Regions from separate parts of the Homo sapiens genome. Here region 2 is linked to region 1. The links are chromatin loops, found by intact Hi-C in ENCODE. Cell type or tissue: Caco-2. All regions are shown on one strand.

Region 1 (8,000 bases):
AGCCTGGGCAACAGAGATCTTGTCTCTAAAAAAATAATTCACTTGATAGGGAAACCTGGATGGGAGGGCCTTCAACAAGAGGTGTTGAGAGGGTAGGGTTAGGTGTAGTCTAGTGCAGGAGACAAGGATTCCGTGAGAGCTGCCACATAACCATGACAGAGAGGAGGAAAACAAAAGGTGCTTTTAAGTGAGCCCAGGCAGAACTGCGAGGGCGGCCCATGCTGCAGGCTGTGGCTGTCAGCAGGCTGCTTCTCCACAGCTGGCCCCGTCCTAAGATTCACAGGGCAGCAGCAGGGTACACTGGGTGACTGCTGCCCTCTCTTGGTGGCACAGGGCAGACCTGCTGGTGACCACAGATGCACCCTTTTGGGGAGGACTAGGGAGAAAGCAGGTATTGGAGAAGCAGGGGATTGTTTATTTGCTAAAAGTGTGGCCCTTTCACTCAGCAGGTCTGCTACTGCCTACTAAGGAATGGCCTCTCGACATCCTCACGTCAAACCCTGCATGTTCGGGCCCATCTTTAAAATCCATCCTAGGCCAGGTGCGGTGGCTCATGCCTGTAATCCCAGCACTTTGGGAGGCCGAGGCAGGCGGATCACCTGAGGTCAGGAGTTCGAGACCAGCCTGGCCAACATGGTGAAACTCTGTCTCTACTAAAAATACAAAAACTAGCCAGGCATGGTGGCGTTTGCCTGTAGTTTCAGCTTCTTAGGAGGCTAGGCACGAGAATCGCTTGAACCAAGGAGGCAGAGGTTTCAGTGAGCCGAGATTGTGCCACGATAATCCAGCCTGGGCAACACAGTGAGACTGTGTCTCAAAAAAATAAATAAATAAGTAAAAAATAAAATCCATCCTATATCAGTCAGGAAAGAGCTCATTCCAGCAGGATCAATGCGGAGAATTCACCAGAGGAACTAGTTCCAAAGGTATGGCAAGAGGAAAAACTTCCAACAGGGGCCCGTGGGGCAACCGAGAGACGGAAAAGAGCAGGAAACTCCAAACCCTTTGGCGGGCAGGACAGAGGGTGTGGGTGAGGGTTCCAGTGCTGTGGGCTGGGCCAGCCTGGTAGGAATGAGAATCCATATGCTAGAAACTGGGGCCCCAGAGAAGCAGCTGCTGCGGAAACCCCAGGAGGCAGAGTGAGGGAGAGACGCTGGCCTCCCCTTCTTCCCGCCCTGCACTGTTTCCCATGGGTCACACACAGCTGCAGCCAGTTGCCTGGGGAGGCCCCTGCCATGCTGGGGTTTGCAAAGCAGGCCCAGGGCCTGGGAAGGACAGGGTGTGCAGCATGCAGGTGGCTATGCTGTCCGGCTACTGGGTGGACACTGCCCATAACTGACCTTTTTGATGAGTTCTGAGAGAAAGCACCAGGCATACTTGACTGACGGCGGGTGCTTCACACACACAGGATACTTCACAGTCTACAGCAAAGGACAGAACGTTGGTTGCTCGAGAGCCCATCTTAAGTCTCCTATGAGCTTCAAGCCAACACAGCAGAGGGCAAACTCCAGGCTACCCAATCCCTCAGCAAAGATGAAGATGGACACAGCGTTCTGGCCCCACGCATCTGCAGTTTGTCTTAAGATATAAGCCGTTTCCTAAAAATGCTTCCACTGCAGTGGCACAGGCTATGGCAGCATTTCTAATGCCCATTCTGAGCAGGAACACAGGGCATGTGGGCCCAAACCACCTCCCTCCCAGGGGAGCCAGTGTGAACCAGGGTTTGCAGTAAGGACAGTCGCCAACTGTCTGGCTCTATGGAAGAGGCAGGAAGGCCCACTCGGCAACTGCTCTCTTGGAGCATGTGTCCCTGGGGACAGGATGGAGGGGAGGTGACACTCCAACTAAAGCCAAGAGAAGCCAAGTGCAGGACGAGCAAGTTCCAGGCAGTGGGAACAGCCGGTGCAAGCTCTGAGGTGGCCACAGCCTGGCACTTGGAAATGAGGGCAGAGGGAATTGTGCAGCAGGAGGGGGGACGGTGGGAAAACAAGAGCCTGGAGGGAGAGGGAGGAGACGGTCCGCAGTGCCTGCTGGCTGGGAGGGATGCAGATTCTGCCCAAGGGCAGCAAAGTACCCCACGCAATATACAGGCTCTTCAGGCTGGTGCTGGTTTTTCATTTATTCTGACACAGAGTCTCGCTCTGTTGCCCAGGCTGGAGTGCAGTGGCCCGATCTTGGCTCACTGCAGCCTCCACCTCCCAGGTTCAAGCAATTCTCCTGCCTCAGCCTCCCGAGTAACTGGGACTATAGGCGTGCACCACCACGCCCAGCTATTTTTTGTATTTTTAGTAGAGATGGGTTTTTGCTATGTTGGCTAGGCCGGTCTTGAACTCCTGACCTTAGGTGTTCCGTCCACCTCAGCTTCCCAAAGTCCTGAGATTACAGGTGTGAGCCAGTGCATCCAGCCTTTTGCTGGATTTTAAAGCAGCTCTCCCTACATTTCATGCTTCACCACCTACGAGAGTGAGGCTCAGGGTGAAACTCAGAGTAGGGTGCAAGATAACTTCAGGTATCTCCCTGCTTGAAGCCCTGTCCTACTGTATTGCCCTGAAAGTCTTCCCTGCTGTGGCTGCATCTTTTCCACGTGGATAATCTTGGTTCACCTCTAGCACAGGAATTCTTCACTGGGGCTCCTAGGATGGGCTGGGTGGGTGGGGGTGGAGGATGTCTGCCTCCCCTGAGTTTGTATGGAAAACGTATTCTTCTGGTGCACTTCTTTCTGGGAGGGAGTCTGTTGCTTTGTCTTTTCTGAAGGGCTCATGGCCCTTTGAAGGTGAAGACCCAGGATGCAGGGTGATCTGCACTTGGCCCTCAAGGCCAAGGTCAGGCTGTGGCTGGGCCGGGTGGTGATCCTGCCTCTCACCTTCATGCAGATGCACTTGAGTGCAAACCCCACCCTGGGCAAAGCAAGGGCCCATTTAGGTCTAGAATAGACAGGAGTGGACAGGACAGGCCTCATAAATGAAAAAAGAAACTCTCTGAGCATCTACCAAATGCTAGAAGCTGTTTTGCACCTGTCATCTCTGTTTCTGCTGTGGATGGTTTAAAAAACATTCCCTAGATTCCCCCCTCTTATGCAGATTTTTGTATATACTGATGTCTTTGTCTAAGTCTTAGATAGAAAACAAAAGTGCTGGAGCTATCGGAGGTGCTGACACCCACCTGCAGTGCTGACTCAATGTTTTTGTTCTTTGAACAGGGGTGTTTTTAAAGGGTACAAGCACATCTGTGGTTCTTCTCTCAGGTCTTCCGGAGAGATTCAGGAGGCAGGGTCATGAGTCCCAGGGACTCTGGGACTCTTACCTTCTGCAAAATATCCCACAGAAGCTCAGAATCTGATGAGTCTCTTAACTTTGCTTCTAAGCTCTATGTGGAGGGAAGAGAGAGAAATCTCAAGGGTGCATTCACAGGAACATTAAACGTGCAATAGAATGTGTTGGCAAAGCGCTATGTGATCTCTCCTTGGGGACGTGGAGCCAGTTGGAAGTGGAAGCCACAGCAGCTGAAAGCCTGACCTTCAAATGTTGCAGGTGCACCTGGATGAGTCACAGGAAGAAGGCTAGAAGACTGACTCTTGGCCACATTAGTCTTGGCTACTTAGCTGCCACCCAGGTCATGGGCCAGCTCCCTGGTTGCACTGGTCAGCCAGGAATTACCAGGGCAGCCATGGCACCAAGGTTTGATGGGCTTGCCATCTGAGTTTAAGTGGAAATGCAGAATGTGCCCATACCAGCCTGGGTTACATTGTCCTCTTACAGGGGCCTCAAGCCCAGCAGCGAGCTTTGGCTCCCGAGTTAGGCAGACTGTCTCGGCTGGTATGTGACACGGGGCAAGGCACTTCATTGCTTCAGAGCTCCTTCCATGCCGTAAAAGGCCCTACAAGACCTGGTCCTAATCCCTCTCTCTGGCCTGTTCTCCCTCACCTCTTGCCCACCCTGCTCACTCCACTCCAGCCACACTGGCTGCCTTGCTGTTGTTCCTCAACCACAGCTGGCTTGTTTCCACCACAGGGACTTTGCATATCCTGTTCCCCAAGCCCTTCCCATGGCTAGCTGCTTCACCACTCAGGCCCCAGTTCAAATGCCACCTCTTTGGGGAAGGCTTCCCTGATTCCCCGACTTTGGTGACTCTTCTCCCCAGTTACTCCATTCACCATTTCCCTGTTTTATTGGCTTTAAAGCTACTCTCATCTGGTCTTTTCTTGTTTATTCATTTATTTGTTTGTTCTCTGGCTCTCCCATGCAAGCAGAGCCTCATCTGTCATGGGTACTGCTGATCCATGGTGCCGGGCTCACGAAAGGCATTTATTAAACATTTTCAGACCGAATAAAAACAGTAGCTAACACCGACATGCATTTACCATGAGCCAGGCACTGATCCACAGGCTTTTGTACTCAACTCTGACAACAACCCTAAGAGGTAGCTATCATTATATCCCCCATTTTATTAAGAAGAAAACAATAGCACAGAGAAGGGCTCAGGAGGCGGGGCCGGGGCGGGGCGTTGACTATGTCGTAGCACATGACCAGGCGGTGCTCGGACTCTGGGAGGCAGAGCTTAGGGAGGGCCGACGTGGGGAGGGGCCCAGGGTCCGGGAGGCGGGTCCGAGTCTGGGCTGCGGGCTACGCTCAGGAGGCGGGCCATGGGGGTATGGCCAGGCGCTGCTCGGGCCCTGGGAGGCGGAGCTTAGGGAGGCGCCGGTGTCGGGAGGAACCCAGGGACTGGGAGGTGGGTCGGGGCTGGGCTCAGGGGCCGAGACGGAGCTGGGCTTGGGGCGGGGCCGAGACGGAGCGAGGGGTCCAGGGTGTGGGAAACGGGGAGGGGTTTGAGGAGGGAATCGGAGTGTGGCTCACGTTCGGGAGGCGTTACCTGCGGAGGGTTTGAGGCAGGCCCAGGAGCAAGGCCATGGTCGGCCGAGGCGGGGCCAGGGGCGGGCCCTAGGAGCCGGAGCTTTGGGCGGGGCCGAGTACGGGTTTGGGGCCCGGGAGGCGGGGCCGGTTAGGGCAAGGGTCCCTGGGATCGTCGAGTCAGGCCTTGGGCCAAAGTAGACACTCTCGCAGTTCCTCCGCCTTCAGGAAGGTCTTTTTGGCAGGGGCCTTATGGGTGCGCGCTTCGGTCCTGGAGGCCTTATCCCAGCCGCCTCTCCATCAGCGCCACCCGTCTGGGGCCCGACAGGAGGGAGCTTTCCCTCTGTCCTCCAGCCTTTGGACTGTCACCAAACAAGCCATTCGTTCACCAAATACTTACTAAGCGCCTACCATGCGCCTGGCAAGGCAGATGTAACAGTGAGAAAAACTAGGTGTGGTCCAGACCCTCCAGGGTCTCAGGGGCTCGTGGAAGAAGTGGACATTGAAGTACTTATGATACAAATGAATATAAAAGTACAATAGCGATATCTGCCATGAAGGTGAGCAGACAGAGCTAGCGGGGCTTCCAGGAGGAGTTTTGATCTTGCAGGGACAGGAAGGAGGAGTTAGCTCCTGCGGGGTGGGATTAGCGGTGGTGGTGATATAGACTTGGGGACAGAGTGGAAAACAACAAAAATATAATTATTTTAGTTCAAAGTTATTGTGTCTTGAGTTGAAAGGCAGGGCAGTTAGCAACACAGTTCATATTTCAGTACTGCCCCTGAAATCTGAACTGTGTTCAAAGTCTAAAACGTTTACCTTAGCAAATGCCTCATAAAACTCCATTTGGAAGAGTCCAGAGAGCTAATTTGTTGAGTATACTTGCAGAAGGTAGATGAGGAGACAGATTAAATCTTATTACCTCTTTCAGATGAGAGGCACTTGAGCCCTGCTCAGCTATGAGAATAAGAGAGGGGAATTAATTCTAATTGAATACACTTGTTCTCTCATAGCTGTTGTTCCCCACCAGAACCAAATGAGCGCAAGATCTGACAAAGAAAAAAAAGGTTCATCTTTTATTCTCCCAAACACTTTCATTTAAATCAAGAGGGTGGGATGTGGTTATTGCTGTGCTTTTAGACAGAATCAACGGTTTCTGGGTCTGAGATATTGCATATACCCTCTCAGTCCCTGTATCCTGAGATGGAGTCACCTGAGAATCCACAGCAAGTCCTAACCAGGGATGGGTCTGCGTGGTTAAGGAAGGTTGGCTTCAGAACTGGGCCAGGGGCACTGCTTTGCTTTTGCTGTTTTGATCAGCTCTCTGCCTGTAGGAGACAAGGAAAACCAATGGGAACAGGTTAGTTACACTCATAAATCCTGGGCTTATTTTACTAACTCACATAATAGCTATTAATTGCCTTTCTTCCAAGGAGCAAAAGGGTATATACGGTCAATGCCATAGTAAGTAACACTGTATTATGTTATACTAAAATATTAATAAATCTAGGTTGGTTCAGTCTTTCCTGATTCCATAGATTGGAAGCGGATTGAGGAAGGACGCTAGCGGACCACAGAGCTGAGCCATGCACACAGAAGAAACCTTTTTTTTTTTTTTTTTTGTGAGACGGAGTTTCGCTCTCTTGTTGCCCAGGCTGGAGTGCAATGGCACGATCTCGGCTCACTGCAACCTCCACCTCCTGGGTTCAAGTGATTCTCCTGCCTCAGCCTCCCGAGTAGCTGGGATTACAGGCGTGAGCCACCATGCCGGGCCATTTTTGTATTTTTAGTAGAGACAGTGTTTTAACATGTTGGCCAGGCTGGTCTCAAATTCCTGACTTCAGGTGATCTGCCCGCCTCTGCCTCCCAAAGTGCTGGGATTACAGACGTGAGCCACCGCGCCCGGCCAGAAGAAATCTTTATCTTGGTGTGCGGGCTCTGATGAGGGACAAATGTCATCTATCTTGGACCTGAATCTGGAAGGATCAAGGCACTGAAGGGATTTTTTTGTTTCAGACAGTCTCCCTCTGTTGCCAGGCTGGAGTGCAGCGGCACGATCTCAGCTCACGGCAACCTCTGCCTCCCGGGCTCCAGCGATTCTCTTGCCTCAGCCTCCTGAGTAGCTGGAACTACAGGCACGCGTCACCACGCCCAGTTAATTTTTGTATTTTTAGTAGAGACAGGTTTTCACCATGTTGGCCAGGATTGTCTCAATTTCTTGACCTCATGATCCATCTGCCTTGGCCTCCCAAAGGGCTGGGATTACAGGCGTTAGCCACCATGCCCGGCCTCACTGAAAGGATTTTTTTAATGTCACGTGGCTCTCACAGGTGCGGTGTGTTCGGGTGCAAGTGAAGATTATGACTGATGCTTAAAACCAAACGTAAAATTCCAGGTGGTGTTGCTATGGGAAGAAGCATTAGAACAATCTGAGTGGTTTCAGTTGCAAGTGTGTGTCTATGTGCAAGAACTACAATCAAGATTCAACTTCTGGCTTTGAGGGTCTCTTTAATAACAGTAATAGCAACCTAAGGCAGTTTAACAGTATGGAATGATTGCCTTTTAGAAATTAAGCTATGGGCATGGAAGTTCAATCAGTACACTGAAGTTTTTCCTTTATCTCTCCTATGGTTAATTGTTTCTGCAGAAAAGGACCAACTGATTTCTTTCTAAAACGTTGCTTCAGGGTGTAGAGACCTTTATAGGTCCTGTTTCAACTTACAGAAAATTTTTATAGTTCAAATATAAATTATGTTCAATGTGGACTTTGTAATAGGATTTAAGGTTAAGTAAAGTTTCCACTTTCCTTAGGCTGTTTGCAGTGCCCAGCAGGCCCCATGATATCGAGATGGAAGTTATGTTAAAGGAGGAGATTGGTCAGGGATGGGCAGAATAAGGAATATGGGCAGCTCAGGCTAATGATACAATGATTGAGGTGTAGAAAGAGGGTCAGGCATGGGATAACGCCTGTAATCCCAGTGCTTTTGGAGGCCAAGGCAAGAGGATCGCTTGAGGTCAGGAGACCAGCCTGGTCAACAGAGTGAGACCTAATCTGTACCAAAAAAAAAAAAAAAAAATTAGTTGGGCATGGTGGTGTGCACCTGTAGTCTCAGCCACTTGGAAGGCTGAGGTCAGGGGATCCCTTGAGCCTAG
Region 2 (8,000 bases), 210 kb before region 1:
CCTCATGGGGTCACAGACAGTGTAACAAGGGAGTACCCCACACAGTGTTTTAGAAGGTGAAGGATGTTATGAGAAAACAGTAGAGCAGAGAAAGGGGAATGGAGAGACGGGGGCAGTTGCCATTTTAAATATTGTGGTCAGGCTCCAGGTGAGCCCAGCTGTCTGGGAAGAGCATGTCAGGCAAAAGAAGCTGCTGAAAGAAAAACCTTTGGGAAAGAGGGACACAGTGAACCTGAGCAGCTCGAAGGCAGATTAATTCAGGGCAGCCGAGGGCATGTAGGGTGGGTACGCCACCTATCAGGAGCTGCAACCTTTGATAGAGGGACAAAGCCAGGCAAAATGTCTCTGTAGAAAGTGAACCAAGAAACCAACCCCTGGCCTCATTCTCTTTCTTTTGCCTTCTGATTTCTGACCTCTGATTTCTGATTTCTGCTGAAGCCGCCTAGAGGTCAGAGGGCAGGGAGCTTGTTGATTTGAGCCAATGGGTCTCCCTCTAGGACAGACAGCAAGAATCTGAGAGGTGACAGGGATGTCTGCAGCAGCCCAAGGCAGGGGCAAGGATGTGGCTGCCGCTTGAGGGGCCAAGGGGCTGGTGGGGGGGCATGGGGCTTGAGGGGATTCAAATATGGTTTGCAAATCTTTTCTCCCATTTTGTAGGTTTTCTCTTCACTCTGTTGATTGTTTTCTTTGCTGTCTATAAGGCTTTTAGTGGACAGGGGTGTTAAAAGGAGAGTGCCAGGTCATGCTTTAAATCCCTCTGACTGCTGTAGACAAAATAGATAATGGCAGAGGGTGACAAGGGTAGAAACAGCGTTGTCACAAGGCTTGGAGAGAGGCCGGTTTTCCCTGTGAATCATCACACTGACATGTGCTCTAGAACTGGCCTCGAAAGGACTGAGTTCAATTAATTTCCCTTGACAGACATTCCTTTTTCATTGATAAATAATGATTCTATGGCATTTCTATAGGTCACAGACTAGAAGAAACTACACCCTTCCTCCACTAAAATACTAGATCAAGTCCCCAGTTTATTTAACAAATGTTACAGGACCTTAGGAGAAATGAGGGTTGTAGCAAGCAGAAACAAAGCTAGATTTTCCCCTTGGCTCCCAACCCAAACCCCTGGGGGCCTGAGCTCAGTCTGAGCTGGGTGGCATCCCCAGATCTGAGAAGTTAAAACTCAGGCTAAATGGCTTTTCATGTTCAGAGCTTAGATCAAAAGCATTAGTGTTACCATTGCCTGAGCAGGAAGCAGGCAGAGAAATGTGGACTCTCGTTGATATGGTTTGGCTCTGTGTCCCCACCCAAATCTCACCTTGAATTATAGTTCCCACAATCCCCATGTGTCATGGGAGGGACCGGTGGGAGGTAATTGAATCATAGGAGCAGTTACCCTCATGCTGTTCTCATGATAGTGAGTGAGTTCTCATGAGAGCTGATGGTTTTATAAGGGACTTCCCCCTTCACTGGACACTCATTCTCCTTCCTGCCACCACATGAAGAAGGATGAGTTTGCTTCCCCTTCCACCATGATTGTAAGTTTCCTGAGGCCTCCCCCGCCCTGTGGAACTTTGTCAATTAAACCTCTTTCCTTTGTAAACTACCCAGTCTTCGGCAGTTCTTTATAGCAGCATGAGAATGAACTAATACTTCTGGTTATGACAGGTTATCCTCATGGGGTGAGGACTGGGTGGGGATGAGGAAGGGAAGAAACAGAGTCAGTGCCCCAGCATCCCCAAGCAGAAAAGGTGGGGTTTTGCCCTGGAAGCACATTCCCCTGCAGTTTCCACTCCCACCCACCCCAAGCTCTGAATAATATCTTTTAAGTAAGTAGCTCTATTTTTGAGTTTGGCCAAGGACATACCCACAAGTCCGTTCCTGCAGCTCACCCTCTGACTCTTGGGATGTGCTCCTGAGTCTTTACTTCCCACCAAATTTTCCTGATTTACTCCCCATCCCTCTGATAACATCCTTTGGCTCCCCTGTGTCCGGCCCCACCAGCTTCACTCACCAAAGGAAAGTGCGGATGTGGCTCATGGGATGCAGGGTGGAGACAGCATTTACCATCCCCTTGTGTCAGTTCTAAGTGGCGGCTGTTCCCACTGCCCACTGCCCTCTGCCAACTCGATGCTCCTGCTATGGAAGCCCTGACTCCTAAGTCATCTGGACATCCAGTGTCTCTTTCTCTGCTCCTTGAAGAGCTATTTTTTTTTCTACTTGCCCAAATTTCCAAGAACAATATGAATGTATCCTCACAAACCTGTTGAGAACCACATTTTGCCTTTTTTGAGAAGAGTAAGAGCATGAGGGGGAGTGCTTCACTTAGAAACTGCAGAAGCTACGGCCTCAAGCCAAGCTTGTAAAGTGACCCAAGTGGAGGAGACGTCCACAGGACTGGAGAACTTGGAAAAGCCTGTCTGCTGCCAGCCTTTCCTTCCATCCCAGTTGGCATGGGATGGAAGGAAAACCCATGTCTGTTTTGCACTTTGGCTGAAATATCTCAAGACATTTTAATTTGTTATACTTAGAGATCATGGGCCACCCTGGGATGATCATTATTTAAAACACAACTCTCATTTCTCACACCTTTGGCCCAAACAGATACACCGATACCTTTTATGCACATTCATCTTTTAAGCAGAAATTCCCAAAAAAGTTTGTTTCATTGAATTATATTCCGTTTTTAACTTAGAGAGAGCCTGTCCCAAGCAGAAAATTGTTTCTGGCACTCTGTCCTCTGAACATAAATTTTAAAATTTCACTAACTTGCAATAACCACAGCTTTCCAAGGTCTTGGCTTCTTTTTAGAGAGATCTGTGAAAGTAAAGATTAGCCTTTGCATGTTTAAAACAGGATTACCAGCAGCTAAAAGTAATACTGGAATGTGAAATTGCTTTTCATGTAATGTACCTTGGCCTTCTGTTCTCTGCAGAGGGAGCTGCGTCAGTGATAATCACACCATTCTCTGCTCCTTTCTCCCATCCTTTTGCAGCTAAAACTTTGACAATAATCCAACTTCTGACTAGAAAGTCACCAATTGCTCATGTGCCAAGGGTTCCTCAGGTACTCCTCCATTCCAACATGTCAGGATTAGGAAACAGCTGTTTGGGATGCCTGCGGGGTGGCCCTCATCTGGGCCACATCTTGCCCCAGCATTTACATTTCTCTCTGAAAGAGTCTCAGTTGTCTGCACCGCTTTGGCTGAGTTATTAGGGGAAACCTCATAGAGTTGCTTTAAAATGTAAATTTGAAAGAGAGAAAGAGAGAGAGAGAGGGGGAGGGAGGGAGAGAGAGAGTGTGTGTCATGCATCATGTTTAAAGAAATGGCCATAGTAGTTGTCATGCATTCAATACCATTAATGGTTGCTCAACGGAGTACGGCTCTAGTAAAGCCTGTTGAGGAAATCACACCAGCTGACTAAAGAGGGAGCTCTTGCCTTTGGCTGGGATCCCTGCAGGGAGCAGTCAGACAGGACGTCCTGAGGGAGGCAGAGCCCAACCAACAGGGCTTCCTCCTGGTAGGCTTCTAGGGCCCCTGCGCACAATCAGTCCACACGGCCCACAGACCCAGAAGCATCAAGCCAGGCAAGGATGGGGATTATGTAAATCAGAAGAATTTAAAAAGGCCCCGGCCTGGAGTTGGACACAGAGAATGGGGCATCTTCTACGACCAAAAGGCTCACCCTGGCACAGGGAAGAACTCATGTAGGACGCTGTAGTCCCTGAGAAAGTCAGGAACTCCTGCCATGCACGGAGTACCGCATGCAGTTTATATAGAGAGATATACACATTGAATACAATATAGACAATGAGCAATAAATAAAGTGTATATAAAGTAATGTATGTGAAATAATATGAAAGCACATTACATCAAATTTGGACGCTTTAATTGAGATAAATTTGAAATAAATTAAATTTTAGGCGATATTTTCTTGCCCTCCAGCTCTTCCTTTTTAAAATGTTGTTTATTGTCATATAATAGTTGTACATATTTGGAGACTACCTTCCTTCTTTTTTTTACATACATTCAATCATTTAGCAGGCAACATTACAAGCCCTGCCCTCCATCAGGTGTTAGCTCCTTGTGTTGGTTTGCCCAGGCTGCCAAAACAATGTGCCACAAACTACGTGGCTTAAACAACAGGAATTTATTGTATCACAGTTCTCAAGGCCAGAAGCCTGAGAGCAAAGCATCAGCAGTGCTCACTTCTCCTGAGGGCTGTGAGGGAGAATGTCCCGTGCCTCTCTCCCAGCTTCCAGGAACTTACAGGTGATCTTGGGTGTTTCTTAGTTGGCAGAAGCATCATCCCAACCCCTGCCTCATCTTCAGATGACATTCTGTCTGTGTATGTCTTTTTTTGTTTTTGGTTTTTCTGAGGTGGAATGTCTCACTCTGTCACCCAGGCTGGAATGCAGTAGCACAATCTCAGCTCACTGCAACCTTTGCATCCCAGTTCCAGCGATTCAACCTCCCTCCTGCCTCAGCCTCCCGTGTAGCTGCGATTACAGGCATGCACCACCACACCTGGCTACTTTTTGTATTTTTTTTAGTAGAGACAGGGTTTCATCATGTTGGCCAGGCTGGTCTCGAACTCCTGACCTCAAGTAATCCACCCATTTTGGCCTCCCAAAGTGCTGGGATTACAGGCCTGTGTGCGTGTCTGTCTCCGTGTCCACACTTTCCCTTTTCCATTGGCTCAAGGACACCAGTCATCATGGATTGAGGCCCATCCAAATGATGTCATTTTAACTGAATCACCTAAAAATAAAGACCCTATTCCCAAACAAGGTCACATTTTTTTAACTGAATCACCTAAAAATAAAGACCCCATTCCCAAACAAGGTCACATTCTAGGGAATAGGAGATTAGGATTCCAATATTTCCTTTTTTGAGAGAATGCAATTCAGCCCATAAAGCTCCCCAAGGGCAGAGACTCCTGGCTCTGTCTTCTCTGTGCCCCAGTGCCAGTGCTGTTGGAGGCTCTCAGTGACCTCAGGCAGCTCACACAAATGAAGGGAGAAAAACTTTGGGAGCATGTGCATATTCTTTTGATAAATGTGAATGTGTATTTGCCTCAGAAACACTGGGGAGAGGAAGTAGAACACAAAGGTTAAGAGCAAGACTCTGGAGCCGGAGTGCCTAGACTTGAATTCTGACTCACTGTGCAACCTTAGCCAGGTTGCTAAACCTCTCTGAGCCTCAAGTTCTGGATATAATAGTGGATGATAACAGCACCTACCCCAAGAAAATGTAATCAGAGTTAAGTTATTAATATATATAAAGCAGCCGGAACCATTCCTGGTACATAGCAAGGATTGTAACAATGTTCAAACATGGGAATAAAGACAGCATGAGATTGGCATAAGGGCAGCCCCACAGATCAATGGAACAGAATGGAATCCAGAAAACAAAAAGTTGCTGAAGTAATTCAATGAGGAAAGGATAGTCTTTTCAACAAGTAGTGTCATAAAAAGTAGATATCCACATGGAAAAATGTGAATGGCAACCCTTATTATACCATACAAAAAATTAACTCAAAATGGACCACGTATCTAGACATAAAAGCTAAACTCTAAAACTTCTAGAAGCAAAGGAGAAAGTTTTGCAACATTAGGATAGGAAAGATACAGAATCACAAACCATTTTTCAAATGATACATTGGATTTCATCAAAATTAAAAACTGTGACTATTTAAAAGGTATTGTTAAGGAGATAAAAAGGTAAGTCACAGACATGGAGAACATACCTATAAAACACATTTGAGAGGGGACGTGAATTCAGAATACATAAAGAACTCTTAAAACTCAAAAATAAGACCAACTGCCCACTTGAAAATGAGCAAAATATATGAACACATGCTTTACCAAAGAAGAGTTCCAAAACATCAAAAATCACATGAAAAGATCTTCAACATTGTTACTGTCACCAGGGAAATTAAAACTAAAACCAACAGTGAGATACCATTGTTCACCAAAATGGTGACAAAAATTTAAATGGTTGATATAATACCACGTGTTGCCAAGGATGTGGAGTAACAGGAAGGCTCATCCACTGCTGGTGGGAACATAAAATGGCACAACCCCTTCAGATAACATTTTAGCAGTTTCTTATAAAGGTTTTACCCATCCAACTCAGTCATTCCACTTATACATATTTACCCAAGAGAAATCAATGCACAAGTCTACATGAAGACTCAATAATCATAATGGTTTTATTTCTCAGAGCTGAAAATTGGAAACAGCTATTGGGTCAACAGGTGAATGGAGAAACAAATTTTGGTATATCCATGCAATGGAATACTGATCAGCAATACAAAAGAACTGTTGATATGTACTACAAGAAGGATGAATCTCAAAAACACTGCAATAAGCAATATGAAATGATAAATCGAATCCTTGTGCTGGAAAGCAGATCGGAGGTTGCCTGGAGTTGGGGGAAGAGACACAAGATAATTCTGGGAAGTGATGGAAATGTTCAATATCCTAATTGTAGTTGTGGTTATAAGGTATATACATTTGTCAAAACATACAAGACTGTGCAATTCAAATGGGTACATTAGACTGAATGAAAACTACACCTTTATAAAGCTGCTTCTTAAAATCCTAACCAGAACAAAAGGTTCCCATTATTATTTCACCAGAGGTCCCAGCCCTGTGGGGAAGGGCACTGGGTGCTGGGTGAATGGCTGCTGAGTGGATGGGTGACCCCATGGCTCCAGAGTCCCCAGAGGGGTTTCCTGGGAGCATTAGGATTTTGACAGTCATCCCTAGCTGACATCAGTAGCCTTCAGTCTGCTGTTCGTCTGAGTTAATGTCTTCACTCATGATTTTAATGTCAAGTGGAAATACCACGTTCGCTCTAATCCCTTCCAACAGGCTGCACTTTAACTGGACTTAAAGGAGGGAGGGAAGAAGAACAGAGCCGGGAGACTGATTGTCAGATGGGAGGGTTGTTTTTATCCCTTCTTTCTCTTTCAAAGCTGTTTCCCTGGTGTCTTCCTAGACCATCTTTAAAGATCATTTCTGAATCAGGGAGAATGTGTTCAGCCTTTCATTGGCTCAAGTTACTGGTTCATCAAGAGACTTTAGGGAAACGAAACAAAAAGCCACATGTCCCTCACCCCACCCTTTCCAAAGTATTTGAACGTCAGCATCATGGTGTAAGATAATGGTTCTCAACTGACTTTTGTAAGCACACTTTCTGACTCTGAAATTGTGGGTGGTGCACTTGAAACTCTTTTTTAAAAACTTCAAAATACTGAAATCAGTAAACATATATGTTAATTTCCGTAAAACAATGTAACACATGATAAGCTTAGTGTAACAATATAACACATATTAATCTCATTATAACAATGTAACATGTGCTGATCTCCCTATGACAATGTAACACATGCTGATTGCAGTGTAATAATATCTCCCAGCAACTGTGATGCTCTTCCATGGCACATTCTGTTGTCATTTCAGCACCAGGTCACTGGATACTCTAATCCAACTCCCCTAAGAAGCTTAGGAGACAGAGTTCCTGCATATTCCAGTTATGAACAACCTTCATTTTCAGCAACAGCTTAACTTTTGGCTCTGTCCTGTTAGCCACAAGAAAAGCTGTGACATCTTTAGATTGTACCAAAACCATATTTTACACAGTTATGAAAAATTGCCAGTATGGGTATTGGAAATATTTGGTGATTTGGAAAGAATAAAGACATAATACAGGGGACAGAGATTTGCATCCAACACTTCAACTAAATCTACTTTTTGGTGTTTTTAAGTCAAAACTCTCCGGAGAAAATCAGGAAAACTGACAGACAAATAAAATAATAATCACATATTCCCCCAACCAGAGTTAGCCATTATAAACTATTTCTGCATATATTTTTCCAGGGTGTATTAGCTTAACATAATTGTAATTGATATTATATAACTACATGTTTTAGTATATACAGATTTATGTCCTACTCTTTTCGCCTAAGATTGTACCCTGAGAATTTTTCTGTACC

The links. Hi-C counts contacts between places; a loop is a spot of excess contacts. Peaks named below come from ENCODE experiments on the same cell type or tissue, not always from the same donor. Only the 100,000 strongest peaks of a DNase experiment are listed, where the experiment ranks them.
Region 2: it touches region 1 in a loop (3-fold over the local background); 4 of 110 quality-filtered maps call a loop at or near these places.

The regions. Positions count from the first base shown.
Region 1 is chr4:9,688,465-9,696,464 of GRCh38, reverse strand. LOC124900660 (a long non-coding RNA gene) reads right to left here. Exons shown (of 5, transcript XR_007058019.1): 5 at 5,911-6,175. It also overlaps the pseudogene FAM86MP. Among named protein-coding and RNA genes, the nearest start is that of DRD5, 89 kb to the left of the region's middle. RefSeq lists enhancers at 3,247-3,756, 3,757-4,267 and silencers at 4,575-4,724, 4,735-4,784, 4,845-4,924. In Caco-2, no CTCF peak of the experiment used is centred here; DNase peaks (open chromatin) are centred at 280, 4,594 and 4,924; H3K4me3 peaks cover 979 bases.
Region 2 is chr4:9,894,274-9,902,273 of GRCh38, reverse strand. All of the region lies in intron 8 of SLC2A9 (solute carrier family 2 member 9), which reads left to right. Among named protein-coding and RNA genes, the nearest start is that of SLC2A9-AS1, 90 kb to the left of the region's middle. In Caco-2, a CTCF peak has its summit at 3,415; a DNase peak (open chromatin) is centred at 3,443.